Regions from separate parts of the Homo sapiens genome. Here region 1 is linked to region 2. A link is an interaction called in ENCODE POLR2A ChIA-PET data of the cell type or tissue named here. Cell type or tissue: CD4-positive, alpha-beta T cell. All regions are shown on one strand. Each heading gives the region's core, and the rest is flanking DNA. Links, peaks and the distances in the headings are about the cores only.

Region 1 (10,316 bases), core at 4,755-9,754, 100 kb before region 2:
TTTATTCTTAAACTTTGCTTAGAACATTAAAACTGGTGTGCCTTTTCTATAATGGAAACAATTTAGCTTAATTGGAATAATAAATTCACCACTCCTGAAAGCTTAAAAATCATGCCATTTGCAAGGCTCCCCATGAAACAAAACATACTAATAGGCATCATGACTACAGGGAGCTGGGACACTAAGTACTTTTTTTGTTTTTAAGTTTTAAATTTAATTTTATTTTAATTAATCTACGTGTTTTTCAGAGGGACATCAATTATTACTTTGATGAGGGCATTATAATCCAACTACAGAATCCTTAATTAAATGAGCAACAACCAGACAATGAACGACTTTGCGAAGAGCTTACTTCTTGCTTTGATTTTAAAATATGTATTATTATTACATGGCTACACACTGAAAACACTACTGGCTACACACTGAAAACATTACTAAGTTGAGTTTAATTTACATGGATCATGCTCCTTAAATTAACTGCCAACAGACTGTATTTTTATTTTTATTTTTTATTTTTTGAGATGGAATATTGCTCTGTCAACCCAGGCTGGAGTGCAGTGGCATGATCTCGGCTCACTACAACCTCTGCCTCCCAGATCAAGCCATTCTCCTGCCTCAGCCTCCCAAATAGCTGGGACTACACGCACCCACCAGCAAGCCCGATGAATTTTTGTATTTTTAGTAGAGATGAGGTTTTGTCATGTTGGCCAGGCTGATCTCAAACTCCTGACCTCAGGTCATCTGCCCGCCTCGGCCTCCCAAAGTGCTGGGATTACAGGCGTGAGCCACCGTGCCTGGCCTTGATGAGTTAACATTTCTAGAACCAGTTGTCAATTTCTGAGTAATTTAAACAATTTTTCTCTCAGTCTACAAATTTGAGGAACACAATAATATGTAAATATTTTATATTTATTTACGGTGGGCAAGATTACTTTTAAATTTATTTTAGGTATCTTTTAATTAGCAAAATTATCCGACACCACTTGCTAATATAAAAAAGCAATTACGAAGGCATTTACTTATTAAAATAACTCCTACCTCAGTACTAGGAACATGCTTCTGCTGAAATTACCTTATGGTACAATTTAGATGAACCTTTTCTCCTAAGACCATAGCCACCTTATCTAATCCCTGTGACCCCTGCTCCACATAGCAAATGGCACTCATGTTTTTAGTTGTTTCTCTGTGTATGTGCTTGTGTGGAGACAGGGTCTCGCTCTGCTGCCTAGGCTGGAGTGTAGTGGTGCAATCTTGGCTTACTGCAGTCACAACTTCCTGGGGCTCAAGAGATCTTCCCACCTCAGCCTCCTGAGTAGCTGAGACCACAGGTGTGTGCCACCATGCCTGGCTAATTTTTTTGTATTTCTTTTCTTTTTTTTTTTCGAGATGGAGTTTTGCTCTTGTTGCCCAGGCTGGAGTGCAACGGCGCGATCTCGGCTCACGGCAACCTCTGCCTCCCAGGTTCAAGCGATTCTCCTGCCTCAGCCTCCCATGTAGCTGGGATTACAGGCATGTGCCACCGTGCCCAGCTAATTTTATATTTTTAGTAGAGATGGGGTTTCTCCATGTTTTTCAGGCTGGCCTCGAACTCCTGACCTCAGGTGATCCACTCGCCTCAGCCTCCCAAAATGCTGGGACTTCAGGCGTGAGCCACGGTGCCCAGCCAGTTTTTTGTATTTTTTTGTAGAGACAGGGTTTCGTGTTTCACTGTGTTGCCCAGGCTGGTCATGGACTCCATGTTTTTAGTTCTTGGTTTTTTAGTTTGCTTACTTGTTCATTCTTTCAAATTTTCTTTTTTAAAGGGAATATTTCTAGAATTTTAGAGACAATTATTTGAAAATAAGCACAATAGAAGGATTTTGGCAGTTTCTGGAAAACAAAAGACCATGCAAACTAGCGTAGTTCAGAAACCTGATTTTTAAAAATCATCATTTATTTTTGAAAAGACCAGTGAATGAAGATCTATGGCTGAAAAAAACTGATTATCAGGGGTCATTTTAGTTAGGAAACTTAGCAATTCTGCCTTGTTATTTAATAGAAGGCATATTTATCAAAATCATAAACACAGTTTTACTGATTTAAAAAACTATTTGTCAGGCCGGGCGAGGTGGCTCGTGCCTATAATCCCAGCACTTTGGGAGGCCGAGGCGGGCAGATCACGAGGTCAGGAGTTCGAGACCAGCCAGGCCAACATAGTGAAACCCCGTCTCTACTAAAAATACAAAAACTAGCCAGGCTAGTGGCATACACCTGTAGTCCCAGCTACTCGGGAGGCTAAGGCAGGAGAATCACTTGAACCCGGGAGGTGGAGGTTGCAGCGAGCCGAGATGGTGCCACTGCACACCAGCCCGGGAAACAGTGTGAGACTCTGTCTCACAAAAAAAACAAACAACAACAACAAAAAACTACTTTGCCAAAATCAAAGGATGTGGGAACATGACCTCATTTCAATGGAACCACCAAGAAATCCTGCTAAATAAAAGTGGCATGTAATATACAATAAGCAAAGAATAAAAAGCCAGTCATTTTTATCACTTAGGATCAAAGAAAGAGGCAGCAGTAGTAAGTGTCATGGGGAGTAAAGCTCCAGAAAGAAAGGGAAGTACTGTGGGACAGCATATACTTAATTAAATACGCTTTTATTAATTTATTCAACACTGTATGTGCATGATACACTATGCTACAATGTCAGCAACTATATAAAGCAACAGAGATTCAAAAACAAGTTGTAATCCCTTCCTTAGAGTACACAATCTAGTTAGTGGTGGCGGACATAAAAGACAACCAAAAACCCTGAACTGTATAAATGTTTTTATAATGAAAAATTTCAAATATACACAAAAGTAGATAAAGACGACTTGAATTAACTCCCATTAACTCATCAGCCTAATTCAATACTTTTCATGATTTTGCTACATTTGTTTATCTTCTCCCTCTCCTTTTCTCTTTGCTGATATTATTTTAAAGCAAATCCCAGGCATGTCATTTTACCTCTACACACTCAAGTATGCATTCCTGGAAAAACACAGACATTCTTCTTACATAACAATTAATGATTATGAAACAGCTAAAATAATTGATACCGGCCAGGAGCAGTGGCTCACACCTGTAATCCCAGCACTTTGGGAGGCTGAGGTGGGCAGATCACCTGGGGTCAGGAGTTTGAGATCAGCCTGGCCAGTATAGTGAAACCCCGTCTCTACTAAAAATACAAAAATTAGCCAGGCGTGGTGGCAGGCGCCTGTAGTCCCAGCTACTCGGGAGGCTGAGGCAGGAGAATCACTTGAACCTGGGAGGCGGAAGTTGCAGTGAGCCGAGATCATGCCACTGCACTCCAGCCTAGGTGACAGAGTGAGACTCGGCCTCAAACAAAAACAAAAAATTAAAAGATTAAATAATTCATACCTATTACCAAGTCTACAATCAAATGTTCTCTTTTTTTGAGACTGAGTTTCACACCCATTGCACAGGCAGGAGTGAAATGGTACGATCTACACTCACTGCAACCTCTGCCTCCTGAGCTCAAGCGACTTTCCTGCCACAGCCTCCCAAGCAAGCTGGGACTACAGGTGCACACCACCACATCTGGCTGTTTTGTATCTTCTGTGGAGACAGAGTTTTGTCATGTTGCCCAGCCTGGTCTCCAGCTCCTGGGGCTCAAAGGATCTGCCTGCCTCAGCCTCCCAAAGTGCTGGAATTACAGACATGAGCCACTGCACTGAGCCACAATCAAATTCTTCAATGGTCTCAAAAATACTTTTTTAAAGTGTGGTTTGCTCTTATCAAAATCGCCATTATGCACAAAGATTATATAAAAATGAGGCTGGGCACAGTGGTTCACGCTCACGCCTGTCATCTCAGCACTTTGGGAGGCTGAGGCGCAGATCACTTGAGCTCAGGAGTTCAAGGGCAGCCTGGCCAACATGGTGAAACCCTGTCTCTACTAAAAATACAAAAATGAGCCAGGCGTGGTGGTGCGTGCCTGTAATCCCAGCTGCTCCGGAGGCTGAGGCAGAAGAATCGCTTGAGCCTGGGAGGCGGAGGTTACAGTGAGCAGAGATTGTGCCACTGCACTCCAGCCTGGGTGACAGAGTGAGACTCCATCTCAAAAAAAAAAAAAAAAAAAAAAATCTAAATCATATCTACAAAGCTTCAAAGAAGCACTGAAAATTTTGTTAGGTTTGCTGTATACTACAAAAATACATTCTTTTTTTTGAGACTGGGTCTAGCTCTTTCACAAGGGCTGGAGAGCAGTGACATAAACATGGCTCACTGCAGCCTTGATCTCCTAGGCTCAAGCGATCCTCCCACCTCAGCCTCCCACGTAGCTGGGACCACAGGCACGCACCACCACACCCAGCTAAATTTTTGATTTTTTTTGTAGAGATGGAATCTCATTTTGTTGCCCAGGCTGGTCTCAAACTCCTGTACTTAAGCAATCCACCCATCTCAGCTTGCCAAAGTGCTGGGATTATAGATGTGAGCCACCATGCCCAGCCCCAAAATATTTCTAAACATTTCCTCTTTTAGGGTGATAAAAGGTTAACAAATCACTAGATTGTTAAGTGTGAGATCCAGGAACTGGCTCTGCCACCTCTCCTACTGCTTTCCTTGTACAACTCATTTAGCTTTCTTGGATATGTTTCCTCAAAACAAAATGAGAGGGCTTATGTGAAGTTAACAAATAATAAATGTTTAAGAGTCCAGGTGTGGTGGCACACGGCTATCGTCCCAGCTACTTGGGAGGCTGAGGCACAAGAACTGCCTGAACCCGGGAGGCACAGGTTGCAGTGAGCAGAGATTGCGCCATTGCACTCCAGCCTGGGTGACAGAACAAGAATCTGTCTGCCCCTCCGTCTGCCCCCAAAAAAAAGAAAGAAAAAAGAAAAAGCTTAAGAGTTTTATATTTCATACCTGATGAGCTCGACAAATCAAATCTAAATCATGACGATTCAGAAATTTACTGACTACATCAGCTCCAAAAGTAAAGGAAACACCACGATCATTTTCTCCCCAGCCTTGCACATCCTTATCTGGATCAGACCATAGCAAATCACAGAGCAAACCTTTAAAGGACAGAAATACAGCAATTAAGAACAAAATTTACAGATTTATAGAATATAGCACATCTACATCAAATTTCAGTTCCTTTCTTGCCCTCTTACCTTTTACTAAACAATGACCATCACTTGCCTAAGTATTCCAGCCTATGTAACTTATACTTTTGTTAAAGCAACCATACAAACCATACAAATATAATCTTCCATGGCCTCTTAAGGTAGTACTTTCCAACCCTTTCCACATATAGGAAATATGTGCATGGCACTTACAGCACAACAATACATGGAAAAGGCTGTTCATCTTTTGGGTAGTTTCTCCATATGAATAACCAAACAACCCAGTGGTATTTCCTCAACAGTTCATCCTTTCCTTACGGTTCCACTGTTTCTGAGCACCACAGTCTATTCTGTTAGTCTATTTTACTTATCCCTGAGCCAATAACAGACTAGAGCTTTTTAATAAGTCTTTATATTTGGTAGGGCTAGTATCCTCCATTTTTTTTTCAGGATTGTCTTGGTTACTTTTTGATCTTTTGTTCTTCCACATAAACATTAAAAACAATTGCCTAATTCCATAAAAAACTCAATTGTGATTTCACTGGAATTGTATTTGATCTACAGATCACTTGAGCGAAAAAAAAACATTTTCTACTGAGACCCTGAGGATTTTTTTTTAAATGTGGAAGAACAAAATCAGATCAGATCCTTGACTTTGGTAATGTTTGGAGCCCTGGAAAAGAGGTCAGGGTTAAAAATATTTACTTGAGTATTGTCATCATATTAATGGTAGTGGAAATCTTAAGAGGGACTCAGACCACCTTAGGAATACAAAGTGAGAAGACCAGCAAATGAATTCTGAGGAATTCAAACATTTAATAGGCAGGTAGATGAGGGAGAATGAACATTAGGTATTGAGAAGGAATGATCAAGACAAAGGGCTTAGTATAGTAAACGTATCCCGAAAGGGGAAACAATCGTCCTAAAGTAGGAAATGTGCCATGAACAAGGGCAGTAGGACGAAGACCAAAAATGTGCCACTTACAATTAAATCATCAGACCTCAATGCAAGTTTCTTGGTGATTGAGGGTAACGGAGTGGGTAAAAGTCCAACTGTAGTGATATTAAAAGAAGGGTGGATGTTGAGATGGTGATGGTGATTTTCTAAGAATTGCAGTGGCTAAGAGAAGATACATATATATTTTTTTGAGACGGAGTCTCGCTCTGTTGCCCAGGCTGGGATGCAGTGGTGCAATCTCTGCTCACTGCAAACTCTGCCTCCCGGGTTCACGCCATTCTCCTGCCTCAGCCTCCCGAGTAGCTGGGACTACAGGTGCCCGCTACCACGCCCGGCTAATTTTTTGTATTTTTAGTAGAGATGGGGTTTCACTGTGTTAGCCAGGATGGTCTCGATCTCCTAACCTCGTGATCCGCCCGCTTCGGCCTCCCAGAGTGCTGGGATTACAAGTGTGAGCCACCGCGCCCAGCCAAGAAGATAATTTTTAAAGAGTTAAGTCAGTTTTAAGAATTTTAAATAATCCATAAACATCATAGTATGGTTTAGGAGGAAAGGGCATCTTCATTTTCAGTTACAGTACATCATATCTTGATAGAGGCATTATAAAACCATTTGTAGAATTAGTGGCAATGTATTCAATCTCTATCATTGATATATCCCAAGCTCCCTGTATGTTGTTTTAAGAAATTCACTAGCACACAAAATCCACTGGAATAGTCAGTCTCAATTCTTAAGCCCTTTCTGGTTGAAGCTGACTCTTCGAAAATATACACCCACCCAGTGCTTAATAATGCTTTCATACTTTCCAGCCTCTTTCCAGTAGAAAGCTAAGGTATTAAGAATCTATAATTTCTTTTTTTTTTTTTTTTTTTTTGAGACGGAGTCTCGCTCTGTTACCCAGGCTGGAGTGCAGTGGCACGATCTCGGCTCACTGCAAGCTCCACCTCCCGGGTTCATGCCATTCTCCTGCCTCAGCCTCCCGAGTAGCTGGGACTACAGGCGCCCACTGCCACACCCAGCGAATTTTTAGTAGAGATGGGGTTTCACCGTGTTAGCCAGGATGGTCTCGATCTCAAGAATCTATAATTTCAGTGAGACAATAAAACTGTATAAAATTAGAATAGAGTTTGAGGTTTAGGAAACATGACACTCTGGATGCATTAAAAAAATCAAATAATGGTAGCAACAACAATCTGGAATTCTTTAACCTTAACAGGGTCTAGATAAGAATTTCAGGCCAGGTATGGTGGCTCACGCCTGTAATCCCAGCACTTTGGGAGGCCGAGGTGGGCGGATCACCAGAGGTCAGGAGTTCAAGACCAGCCTGGCCAACATGGTGAAACCCTGTCTCTATTAAACATACAAAAATTAGCTGGGCACAGTGGCAGGAACCTGTTATTCTAGCTACTTGGGAGGCTGAAGCAAGAGAACTGCTTGAACCTGGGAGGTGGAGGTTGCAGTGAGCCGAGATCAGGCCATTGCACTCCAGCCTGGGCGACAAGAGTGAAATTCTGTCTCAAAAAGAATTTCAGAGTCAAGATTTATTGTTTAATGAGCTAGCATCACAATCAACTAGGCTGCTTCAAATAATGTATTAACTTATAAATTAAATTTCTGAATGTTGCAGACACTATCAAAGATCAAAATAACTGTTTTCAGCATCTTGAAAACTTCTCATTAAAATACGCTAAAATAAATAAAACATGCTAAAAACAGAAGCCTAGCATATCACACTAGATCAGTTTACATCTGAACTATAAACAGATATTCTGAAGAATGACCAGTAATACATATTTATATTATACCTTATTTTAAAAATAGCACTTTGGGTGTTTTTTGAAAGAGAGGGTCTCACTGTGTCACCCAGGCTAGAATGCAGGAGCACAATCACAGGTCACCGCAGCCTCAACTTCCCAGGCTGAAGTGATCCTCCTGCCTCAGCCTCCTGAGTAGCCGCGGTGCTGCGACATGTGGCTAATTAAAAAAAAAAATTTTTTTTTTCTCTGTAGAGATGGGTGTTATGTTGCCCAGGCTGGTCTCGACTCCTCACCTCAAGTGATCTTCCTGCCTTGGCCTCCCAAACTGTTGGAATTACAAGCATGAACTAGTGCACCAGGCCTAAAAACAGCATTTTAAATAAAATACTATTTAAATACCAGTTTGTTAGGTTTAGTCAAATGTATTCTATAATTACAATCAAAAACTGTGATAAAATGCATACTTTAAAAAATAATCAACACAACAAGTCGTGTTATGTAAAAAAGCTCATAACACAGGCCAGGTGTGGTGGCTCACGCCTGTAATCCCAGCACTTTGGGAGGCCAAGGTGGGTGGATCACAAGATCAAGAGATCGAGACCATCCTGGCCAACATGGTGAAACCCCATCTCTACTAAAAATACAAAAAATTGGCCGGGTGTGGTGGCGGGCGCCTGTAGTCCCAGCTACTCGGGAGGCTGAGGCAGAAGAATCACTTGAACCCGGGATGCAGAGCTTGCAGTGAGCCGAGGTTGCACCACTGCCCCCCAGCCTGGTGACAGGGCAAGACTCTGTCTCAAAAAAAAAAAAAAAAAAAAAAAAAAAAGCTCCTAACACAATTTATTACAACATACAGTGTATTACATGGCTACTGACATCAGAGGATCTATACCATTTATAATGGTTGATGTGTAGTTCTGAGCAGCATTTTTTGTGGTGATTGTTGTTTCTTTTTTCTTTTTTTTTTTTTTTTTGAGACAGTTTCACTCTGTCACCCAGGCTGGAGTGCAGTGGTGTGATCTCGGCTCACTGCAACCTCTGTCTCCCAGGTTCAAGCAATTCTCGTGCCTCAGCCTCTTGAGTAGCTAGGATTACAGGAACGCACCACCATGCCCAGCTAATTTTTGTTATTTTTAGTAGAGATGGGGTTTCATCACGTTGGCCAGGCTGGTCTGGAACTCCCGACCTCAAGTGATCCTGCCCACCTCAGCCTCCCAAAGCGCTGGGACTACAGGCGTGAGTGCCACTGCTCCCAGCCTTCCCAGAGATTTCCAATGTAATTTTCACAAAACTGACCACAGGTCTCTAGAGCCTTAAGAGCTCTAAAAATTTAAGCCAGGTATGGCACATGCCTGGAGTCCCCTAGCTACTCAGAAGAGGCAGGAGGATTGCTTGAGCCTAGGAATTCAAGGCCAGCCTGGGCAACAGATTGAAATCCCTCCCACACCCCCTTGAAAAAAAGCTCTAAAAATTTCAAATAGAGGACATAGAAAATAACAAAAAACTACTAGACATTTGAAAAGAAGGTAGTTGTATCCTTGCCTAAGAAGCAAAGAATAGATTATTTTAATTAAAAAACTTTTGTCTAATTTAACAAATTTTTGAAGAACATAACCAATGCTAGTATGAATGAGGGAATTTAGAAAAATAGGTATAAGGACTCAACAGCAAAATCTTTTTTGTGATCAAATAACTACATTATGACTATAAATAAAAAGGTTCCGCATTTTGAGGATCAGTGCAAAGTGAAAAATTGTGTATTACTGCAAATAAAGTAATCTGTAGCTGGCTTATTGACTATGAAAAAAGCTCTTTTATTTATTACATAAGCCAATCCTACTTCCACTAAATGTAATCAAGTTCAAATATGAAAACACTTTACACAAAACAATTAAACTTCTCTCTACACTTACCTGTATCAGGGACATCAGTAGGTCTCATAATTCTCCGAATCTGCTCCATAGATTGCAGGTCTGGTGACAATCCTATAAATAAAAAGATGAGACATAGTACTAACAGCTAAAAATTTTAATATTTTAACAGTCACCGAATAAAAAGCATTTAATCAAAATAGATTCACTATGTGAAATTAAAGATACTGAAAAGTGTTCCTTTTAACGTCTTTTTTTTTTTTCGAGACAGAATCTTACTCTGTCACCCAGGCTGCAGTGCAGTAGCGTGATCTCAGCTCACTGCAACCTCCACCTCCCGGGTTCGAGCGATTCTCCTGCCTCAGTCTCCCGAGTAGCTGGGACTACAGACGCGCGCCACCACATCCAGCTAATTTTTTGTATTTTTAGTAGAGACGGGGTTTCACCATGTTGGCCAGGCTGGTCTCGATCTCTTGACCTCATGATCCAACCACCTTGGCCTCCCAAAGTGCTGAGATTACAGGCGTGGGCCACCGCGCCCTGCCCCTTTTAATGTCTTAAAGGGCAACACAGAGTTATTAGGAATTCCACTTTGATATAATACAGCATTATA
Region 2 (10,316 bases), core at 3,496-8,495:
CAGTTTTCCCTTTTCCTTTCCAAATGTGCCCTACAGAGAGTTGGTAGATGAAGACTCCAGAACCTCCAGTGGTGTGTGTCACTCTTCTTGCTCACCTCTTCCTCCTCCCCATTTTCCATATCTCCTTGCTGCCTTCAGAATAAAGACCAAGGCTTAACCTGAGTGACTGGAGAGGGTAGTGGCTGAGAGTGTAGGCTCTTGCACCAAGTTGTCATTGGTTTGAACCCTTCCCTTCTCTACCACTTAACCACTGTGTGGGCCTGGGTGAGTGGGAGAACCTTTCCATGCTTTAGTTTCCTCATCCTCTTTCCTCAAAGTGGGTATAATCATACCCAGACTGTGTAATCACAGTAATTGCCTCATAGGACTATAAGGAATACATGAGATAATCCATGAACAAAACATAAATTAGTGTTTGGTATCCAGCAGGTACTCAATGAAAGTTAGCTAAAGGCATTGCCATTACCCTGGTATTCATCAGCCCTTGCAATTGGACTCCGCCCATTTCTCCAACCTGGCCTCCCCAAACCGGTCTATTCATTGTCTCTTATTAGCCATGCACCATTTCTCCCTTTTGAGCTCTCCCCTCTACTTCCCTGCTCCTCCCCGTATATTTGTTTTACTGTGTGCTGTTGGGTCGCCTTCTCTTTCTCAGAAGCCCTGCAGCACCAGTCTGCACTTTGTTCTTACATTATCCATCCTGTAAGTCCATATCTAATGGTTTCCAGGCAGCAGGGCTTCTGGGTTCCCCTAGCACTTAACACTGGATTTTGCACATGGCAGGCGGGCACTCATCCAATATGTCTTCATTTATTGAGCACCTACTATAAAAAAGACCTTTGTAGGCCAGGGCGGTGGCTCACTCCTGTAATCCCAGAGCTTTGGGAGACTGAGGCAGGAGGATCACCTGAGGTCAGGAGTTCGAGACCTGCCTGACCAATATGGTGAAACCCCGTCTCTACTAAAAATACAAAAATTAGCGGGGTGTGGTGGCCGGCGCTTGTAATCCTAGCTACTCGGGAGGCTGAGGCAGAAGGATTGCTTGAACCCAAAGGCAGAGGTTGCAATGTGCCAAGATTGTGCCACTGCACTCCAGCCTGGGCAACAGAGCAAGACTCCGTCTCAAAAAAAAAAAAAAAAAGACCTTTGTTGACACTGGGGACACAGGATTGATTAGTCCCTTCTTCATCCTCACAGTATGGAGGGAGACACAGACTCATAAGCCAAGTGCTTAGGACTAGAATGGAAGGAGGACCTCACTCAGGGGAGCCCATGGAGGGAAGGAGTAATTGGTACTGATGCATGTTTCAGGGTCTTGACAAAGAAGAGTGATAGGACCCAAGGGGGAGATTCCAAAGTCATTATACCAGAGGAGTAAATGGGCCTGGGCACTGAAGGAGAGAGAGGAGTTAAAGCTGATTCTGGGCTTTTCAGCCTGGACAACTGAAGGCATCTTCTGGAGACGTGCCTGAGCTAGTTAGGGTCACCAAGAGCAGGGAACAGAGTGAGGACAAAGACCCCACTGAAAGGGGGTCTTTTACTTCATTCTCAGGCACAGCCAGGCCTGGGAAAGGAGGAAACTCAAGTCTGAGGCTGGAAAACAGCAAGAAAGTTGAAAGCTAGGGAAGAGGGTCTGTATTGGGCCGTTCTTGCATTGCTATAAAGAAATACCTGTGACTGGGTAATTTATAAAGAAAAGAGGTTTAATTGGCTCATGTTTCTGCAGGCTTTACAGGAAGCCTGGTGCTAGCATCTGCTTGGCTTCTAGGGAGGCCTCAGGAAACTTACAGCCATGGAAGAAGGCAAAGGGGGAGCAGGCGTGTCACATGGCAAAAGCACGGGCAAGAGAGAGAGAATAGAGGGAAGTGCCATATGCTTATAAATGACCAGGTCTTGCAAGAACTCACTATCACAAAGACAGCACCAGGCTATGAGGGATCTGCCCCCAGGATTCAAACACCTCCCACCAGGCCCCGCCTCCCGCATTGGGGATTACAATTCAACATGAGATTTCGGCGGAGACAAATATCCAAACTATATCAGGGTCCTTCCATGCATGATGCAGGAGGGAGTGGCCTGAAAAAGACGGATGGGTTACAGGGGAAGGCTACAGGGGAGACAGGCATGGGTAGGGTGAAAGGGCATTCAAGAATGAATTTTCTGAGAATGCCCATTCCATGAGTGGCTGTGAGCATTTGGGGGCCAGGATGGGGTTTCAATAGCCCCGCTGCACTGGGCAGTGACTTCAAGGGACTACCTTGAAGTCAAGAGTTGCATGTTTCCCAGCTTTGTACATTCTACACCATGGCAGGAATAGGGAAGTCAAGGAAGAGGAGGAAGACTTCACTTTTGGATTTATGTTAGTAAAGGAAGTTCAGGTATTATGGGGGCTATAGCACGCTGATTCCAAGATGCTAACTGGATGTACAAACACCAATGCTCAGAGAGCTGTCTGGAGATAGGAACTTGAGTTTTGGAGTCCACCACTTTGACAAAATGGTGGAAGCTACGGCAGCGAGTCCATCCTTTAAGGGAGAGAACCTTTGGCATGTGAACCTCCGGAGATGGGAGATGGAGAACAGTACAATAGAGAGTCTCACCTCAGGGAGCTTCCAAGTAAATGGAATAAGAGAGACCCAATCCTAGGTGGGATGTGACAAGTGATACCAGCCAGGTCTAAAATGCAGGAGAAGTCAGAGGAGATCGAGGTCATTTCAGGAAATGGGTGGGGCAGGGAGGAAGAAGGGGTTCTGGGTGGATCAGGGAAGTCTCTCTGAGGGAAAAGGTATCTGAGGCAGATCTGAAAGAGTGGGCAGGACTCCAACAGTGGAGCCCGGGTGAGGCGGGCAAGGTGTTCTAGGTGAAGGAACCAGCACGAGTACTGGGGATGAGGCTGGAAGAGCAAACTGGAGTCAGATGGTGAAGGGCACCAGATGCTGGGCTGAGGAGTTTAAATAGGAGTCTGGCACAGGGAAGCAGCCACTGATGGTTGAGGGTTGGGGACAGACTGATACTGACATGACTCAAACTGGCTTTTGGAGAGTTCAGCGTGGAAGCCCTATCTAGTGTGGCCTGAGTAGAAAGCCCCTGGCACCATGGAGATCTCCTAGAGGGCTGTTGCTGAGTGCCCCATCTTCCTGATGTATACTGGAGCCACCATCCCGGTCTTCTTGCTGTGCTGCCCCTCACTTGCGGAAATAGACCGAGCTCCTGATAAGGCGGGCCGGGTTACAGAGGGTAGCAGGCAGGCAGACGGGCGCTGACTGCAGCTTAGCAGATGTGTCACTGATAAGCGGTGATCTTCTTGTGTTTGACCTTATCCTGTGCCGAGCTCTTTGTGGGAGAGTGGAGAGGATCAAATATCTGCACCTGGCTCTTCTCTTTCCAACCAGGCCTCTGCTCCAAAACTAGGGGTTTTTGTTTTTTGCTGGTGGTGTTATCATTATTACTATTATTTTTTTTTTTAACAAGCGCTTAATGGTCTAGGGTTCTACCTTCCTTTCAGATTATTTCTCCTGTTTTATTCACCACAATTTATTTACTCTTTTGTCTCTTTTCCAAGTACTAACTAGGCCTGACTCTGCTTAGCTTCCTAGATAAGGCGCATTCAGGGCGGTATGGCTGTAGACTCATTACTCTCTTGTCTTAGGGACTATCCTGAAGTCAAGAATTGCATGTTTTTCAGCTTTGTACATCCCGCACCATGCTTTGTACATAGTAGGCCCGCAACGTTTTTGGCGACCTCAAACCCAAACAAAGTCTCTCTTCTACTTCCAGAATCACTGAGTTCTGCTTCTGAGGTGCTCACACAGGTCCTTGCCTTGGATAACCGGCACGACGGCATCTCCTCAAGAGGAGACAAGAGATAATAACCAAATGAAAACATTCTCTTGGCATCAGTACCTTCCAAGGACAGAGGAAGAATTGTTCTCTGGTGTGGTGTTTTGCAAAGGCATGTAAAGGGTTAATTAAATCTCAGCCCACAGGACTGTGCCATATAAAGGCATTCTTGCAGCAGGAATGTGGGAGTAATGTTGGGAAGCAGGTTTCTCTCCAGGCTCCGGGGCCTGGAGTTGGAGGCTAATGTCTGGAGCTGTGCAGAGGTAGGGAGACACGGGGCTCTGGGGGCCAAAGGGCATGATGCCGAGGGCCTGGTGTGCTCCGCCTGGCCTAAGCCTACCGAGGAGGAGCCCATGTGGGTCCAAACAGTGATCTAGCTTCTGAGTAGAGAAGGCTTAAAATAGTGGTAATCATTCCAGCAGCTGCCGTTTGCTGAGCGCTTGCTGTGAGCAGGCACCCTGCCAAGAGCTCTTCATGTGTGACCTCATGTCCACCTCTCTCCCTGGGAGCCAACGGCTCTTGAGGACACTTGGTTATGGCGTCCCCCCTGGAACACTGGGCCTCAAGCAGCACAACTAACGCTCATGGGACACTCACCGTGTGCCAAGCCCTTGCATGCACTTCACCTCGTTGAATCCGTACAGCCGTATTTTGGGGTAGGTGTATTTGTCTCCATTGGTCAGTTTAGGAAACAGAGGCTCTCTGAAGTTAAGTCATTTGCTAAGATGACACGAGCTAGGGGCAGAGCCAGGACTCAAGCCCAGGCCGCGGATGCCGAAGCTCTTAGCTGTTTCACAATGGGACCTCCTCAGTGACCAAGGCCGCTCTGGTCCTCGGACCCCATTGACAAGCAGCCCAGTTTGCCCTCCTTTGGGGGCCCCTCATCTGGGAACAGCATCCTTTAAGGACCCTGATGCTACTCAGGGTTTTGGTCATCCTCCACCATCTAATACGGGAATTGGGGACCCTGTTTCATTTCTGTCTCATCAGTTTCTCAGGAAGATTGGCATAGATGACAGCTCCTTTTTCAAAATCTCTGTCTCTCTGTTCCACCTTCTGTGGGCCCTGCTTCATCTTGAGTCTGATTTCCCTCAGGGTGGTAACATGGCTTCAACTGCTCTTGGCTTCACATACACACCTGCCCAGACTCAGGAGAGATAGACAGGGTTTTGGGGAATGGTTCCAGAAGAGCAAGGGAAGCTTTCCCCGAGGTACCCGGCACACCTCACCTGCTGTTCCATGGTCCTGAGCTGGGTCAGGATGTGGCCCTTGGACCGAGGAACATGGAAGTCCCCACAATGGGTCTGTGCTCAGGGCCTCTGCCTGGGGTCAGGCCCATTTACTGCACTGCTTTCCTTTAGTGTTTGTCACAAGTCAAAACTCTCTAAGCTCTCTTGGCTCTTGCCAAGTGATCTCTGACCAGCTCATGTGTCTTGACCCTCACAACCAAACGTATAGTCAGGGGGTGAGACCCTGCCCCAGAGTAGGTGGGGGGCGCAGGGCTGGCTTCTTCCAAGGCCTGAGCTGCACAGGAAGCTGGGTTTACCAGGAATGGACACGGGGGAGGCCCCCCGACATCCCCATCCATCTTCTGTCCCCTTGGCCTCCTCTGGTCCTAGACCTGCTATGTACCCACAGTGTCTTGCTTTGTTTTTGGCTGTTTTGCCTTGTTTTGGTTCAGGCACATAGTAGGTGCTGAAGAAGGAATACATTTAGTTGTCCCACCTTTAATTTGAGCATAAAGAAAACAACTCATTATCTTCTCCCTTCAATTTCTCTGGCCCTATGAGGGGTATTATTATCCCTTGGCTTGCTGGGTAGAATATTTATCTTTCTTGTTCTCTGTTGATTAATGTTCACTTACTGGAAGACTGCCCTCAAATACATTTATTCTGTAAAGCCTTACTAAATGCATGCTTTAAGATCTCCTTCATTATGTATGTGTATGTATGTAGGTAATTATATGGTGCATATGTGGTTGGGAAATTTCTTTTGTATTAGTCAGGGTTGTTGTTTTTTTTTTTCCTCTCCAAGTGTTTCATTCCCCTGTGCCACCCCCAGCCCCAAGTGCCCAGGCCTTTCTGAATCTAATGCTTTGGGGGAGGGCTGTGACAGGACAAAGAAGGAAACAAAGGCAGCTCCTTGGGGGCAGGAGAGGAGATCTGATCTGCAATCGCTTGGCAGGGGCCAGTAGAACTTAAAAGTTTTGACTTGGCTTAACTCTGTGGCAAACTATAAGAAATTATTCCTTAATTTCAATGATGAAACCTTCCAGGAAAGTGGTGCAGGGCAGCTAAGTGAGCCTGACCCCAGGCAGTGGTCCTGGCCACAGGCCTGCTTGCTGGGGCGTGGGGATTTCCCACACACTTCAGTCTCATTTCCTGAGTAGCGTCAGCAGGGCACACCAGTCTGAGATGCGGAATCTAAAGTTTAACTTCGCCCCATCCAAATGGTGTGATCTTGCTTGAGTGACCTAATCAACCCCCTTACATCTCAGTCCCATCTATAAATGGTAGCCCATAGCACCCACTTGGAAGGATTCCTGTTGGGATTAGATTATGCATGCACAGCCTTTTGTCCTGTGCCTGGCACAGAGGAGGTGCTTCCAACTGTGGTTTTCATCTCCTTTCTTTCCTTTCTTGGAAGAGCCAGAGTAGTGAGGAAAACCCTGAAAGCAGGCAGTGGGACCATTCATCCGGCCTGGAAAGAAATGGTTCGCATAACATTTGCCTGTGATTAGGGGCAAAATTTACCAGGTGTGTAGCTGTTTAAGGGATGTCAAGAGTCCTCTGCCTCCTCTGGGTCATAGAAAGGCAGGAGCTTGTTTGAGAAGCAGTGTATTGTGTTCAGGAGACATTAGACACTGCATCAATATTGGATGAGGCTTGTGGGGTGCGGTTGGCCGACCGACTGCCGTGTGGGACTACAAGCTGTCCTGTACCTGGCAGGACCTGAAGACTGGCGTGCTCAGGGCTGGGGAGCAGCATGTTGTCCTCTAGGGAAGACACCAGGGCTGAGCTGGCTCCAGCCTGGCCATTCTGTTTCCTGCTCTCCCACTGGAGAGGAAAATAATACTAATACCTACCAATTACCAACTGCTTCCTCTGGGCCAGGCATTTAACAGGTGTTATCTCTTTTAGTCTTCAGAAGGCTCATTTAAGGAAAATGCTGAGAAAACTGAGGCCTGGAGAATTAAGAAACTTGCCCAAGGTCAAATAGTAAGCCATGGTCCTAGGAGGGCCAGCTAACCACATGGGGTGAGAAACCTTTTTCCCAAACACCTGCTGCCCTGCTTCAATCTTTTTTTTTTTTTTTTTTTTGAGACAGGGTCTCACTCTGTTGCCCAGGCTGGAGCACAGTGGCATGATCACTTCTCACTGCAGGTTCACTACTTAGCCTTGAGCTCCCAGGCTAAGTGATTTTTCCACCTCAGCCTCCTGAGTAGCTGGGACCACAGGTGCATACCAGTATACCTGGCTAACTTTTGTATATATATATATTTAAGGTAGAGATGGGGTTTTGTCATGTTGCCCAGGCTGGTCTTGAACTCCTGGGCTCAAGCCATCGGCATGCCTCGGCCTCCCAAAGTGCTGGGATTACAGGCGCGAGCCACCATGACTGGCCCTGCCTCAATCTTAATAGTCACGAATAGTGGGATTGACCTTCATCCCTTCTTTTTTTTCGGGGGGTGAGGTGGGTTGTTGTTAGAGACAGGGTCTTGTTCTGGCACCCAGGCTGGAGTGCAGTGGTGCGATCATAGCTCACTGCAGTCTTGAACTCTTGGGCTCACAGGATCTTCAAGTGACCTTGAAATGGCTGTGGCTGCTCCTTTAGAGGACTCCATCCTGACCCTCTTCTAGCCATGCCTCTCCCTGTGGGGAAGGAGTCTACAGGGCCAAGGAGACGTGACTCTGTGAAGCCCATGGCTCCCTTCTAAAACATTCTCTGGATATTCTCTGCAGTCTTGAACTCCTGGGCTCAAGTGATCTTCCCGCCTCAGCCTCTGGAGTAGCTAGGACTACAGGTGTGTACCACCACAGCCAGCCCTTCCTTCGGTTTGCACTTTCCTCTTCCAACTTATGCTCATTTCCCCCGACCCAGGCCTCTCCCTTTAAGATCAAATATAATAATTCCTGGAATTCCCCACCTGAAAGGCTCCTAGCCTGTTCCAAACTTTTCCGGGCTTCTTTCCCAGATCTATCCTCCCAAAGACTGAGGTCACAGCCAGTATGGCTAGTCTGTGCACCCCTAGGCTTAAGAAATAGCAAAGGGGTGGCTGTGAGTGGGGCATGTGGATGGAGCTTGGGCCTGTGGGTTGGGCTGGGGGCAAGTAGAGTGGGAGATGGGAGGATAAGTCCATGAGTCCAGGACTAAGCATCTGGGAGCTGGCATTCTCTGGAAGAGTGAGAATTCTAAATTTGAAAGCAGCCTTCTAAGTCATTGTGCATGTATATTTTCAAGATAGGCTAGTAGAACATATTTAAGTTTGTTAGCTTGACATATAATTTTAAAATATTAGACCTATGTCTGAGGGCCTCCATTTGTACTCTTGCACCGGGTGCCACAGATATCAGGGGAGTTTGTCACTGTGATCTGTTATGAGAGCACCAAGGGGAACCCTGATGAGCAAGACAGAGAATCACCCACTGAAATGACTGCAAGAGTGTGACTGTTTTTCTCTTTTCTTTTTCCCACTGCCTATGAATGGTCAGACACATCAAAAAGCATAGACAAGAGCATGGGGAATGTGAATGGGCTGTCAGTGAGGGTCAGAGAATCACCTGCACTATTGTGATAACATGATAGACATTCTTGGAAACAGGTGACTCTTTGGCCTTCTGATCAATTTTACATTAAAATTGAAGCAACTATTTGAAAATGCTTTGAAGCATTTACGTATGAGGCTTTTGAAGGCTTTCATCCAGACCAACAAGGCCTATAACAAGTAGCATTTTATTCCTCATTTCCCAAAATAGGAGGTTCAGGGAGGGTGTGTAGTTTGCTCTACATATGACTTCTTCCTTTTCCTCCTGCCCATGGGGAGCTGCTTGGCTACAGACCCCACCCTCTTGCTGTAGGTGACCGTGTCCTTGGTGCTGTGGGCCACGCTGCCAAGGTTTATGGGAAGCTACACCCCTGGGCTATTGTGTTGCCCTCCCTGAAGGCAAATCTCTTTCCCTTCCCACGAATGGCATGTTCCGCCATCTCTATTTATTGTCTTGCCCAGCATCCAGTTCCCAGAACTCCCTGGAGAATTCTCAGACCTCAAACAATGAAGTGTCTCATTCGGAGTAAAAGGAAGAGCACAGGAGTCACCGGAGTCCACGTGGACGCAATTCCACAAGTGACCTTGAAATGGCTGTGGCTGCTCCTTCATGTTGACCGAAGCCAGCTGGCAGCGGTCAGGATTCTGACCATGTTGCCAAAAAGAAGAGGGGCAGAAAGTGCTCCAGCAGGTGCTTGGAGGGATGGCTGAGGGCTCATCTCAAAGGTCAGAGGGTGGAGTCTTGTGACTCCTCATGTAGTATCGCAGGCTGTAGTTATTCCCCTATAGCCTAAGCTGGAAGGCTCAGCTTCAACAGGATTATGAGGTCAAACAAGTTTGTATTGGTCAAACCTCCCTCTGTGCCTCTCCCCCCAGAACCCAGTTGAGAACCTTGCTGTCCTGGCCTCGTATCCAGCATTTGTTCATGGCTTCCAGTACCTCAGGGCTAACACTGGGCTGCCTGGGGGTCCCATCATCCTACCCTCCCTTGCCATACCCTTGAGGACTAAGGTTTACACACAGACACGTGTGCATATGAATGTGTATACACATGTATCGAGCATGTGTATGCACGCACATGCACACACACACTCTGATTCTCTCTCACACACATGCACGTGAAATTCACTGGTTGGGGTTTCATTTTCCCAGAGCTCAGCTCCATGTATTTTTCAATGGGAGGCAAGAGAAGAGTGATCCTTCCATTTCAGGTAGCATTTGCTCATTTAAACCCTGATAACGTGTTTTCTAACCTCCAGGCAAAGTATATGCTGGCCCATGTGGCAAGCCACCCATAAGAATGAGAGAAAAGCGCCCTCCCTCTGGGCAGTTATGGGCCTTGGTGGGCAGAGTTTGGGTTGGATTCCAGTCCCTACTTGCCTCTACCCTGGAGACCTTTGTGCTCTGAGCTATCTCACAGATACTTTGGAGGAGTGATTCTAATGGGAAGAACTCTAGGCTGGGGAAGGAAGGGAAAGTTTTAGGGGTAGATGAAGCCTTGTAGTTGCCCACAGATCATCCCATGTAGGTGTCTGTCTATTCTGTGTGCTCAGAGAGCTGGCATTGCAGGCTGGGCTATGCCTCACTGACTCAGCAGGATTGATTGCTCAGCGCCCCTGCAAAGTGCCTAACACTGCAAGGAGCATCAGTGCCCATTTTATGTGACCAGTTTCTATGGCCCCTTTAAAATGGGCCATAATTTTAGAAACAT

What was found. Peaks named below come from ENCODE experiments on the same cell type or tissue, not always from the same donor. Only the 100,000 strongest peaks of a DNase experiment are listed, where the experiment ranks them.
Region 1: POLR2A ChIA-PET joins it to region 2 with 6 read pairs; 3 of 35 experiments call an interaction of 5 or more read pairs at or near these places.

Annotation. Positions count from the first base shown.
Region 1 is chr2:28,783,408-28,793,723 of GRCh38, reverse strand. It overlaps PPP1CB (protein phosphatase 1 catalytic subunit beta), which reads right to left. Exons shown (of 8, transcript NM_002709.3): 5 at 9,746-9,817; 6 at 4,915-5,066. Among named protein-coding and RNA genes, the nearest start is that of SPDYA, 22 kb to the left of the region's middle. In CD4-positive, alpha-beta T cell, for the core only: no CTCF peak of the experiment used is centred there; no DNase peak of the experiment used is centred there.
Region 2 is chr2:28,677,289-28,687,604 of GRCh38, reverse strand. It overlaps LOC105374384 (a long non-coding RNA gene), which reads left to right and starts at 4,032. Exons shown (of 3, transcript XR_939878.3): 1 at 4,032-4,496; 2 at 7,633-7,864; 3 at 9,068-10,316. It also overlaps the pseudogene RNA5SP89. RefSeq lists silencers at 2,888-3,182, 4,654-4,860 and an enhancer at 6,184-6,273. In CD4-positive, alpha-beta T cell, for the core only: no CTCF peak of the experiment used is centred there; DNase peaks (open chromatin) are centred at 5,874 and 6,214; H3K27ac peaks cover 336 bases.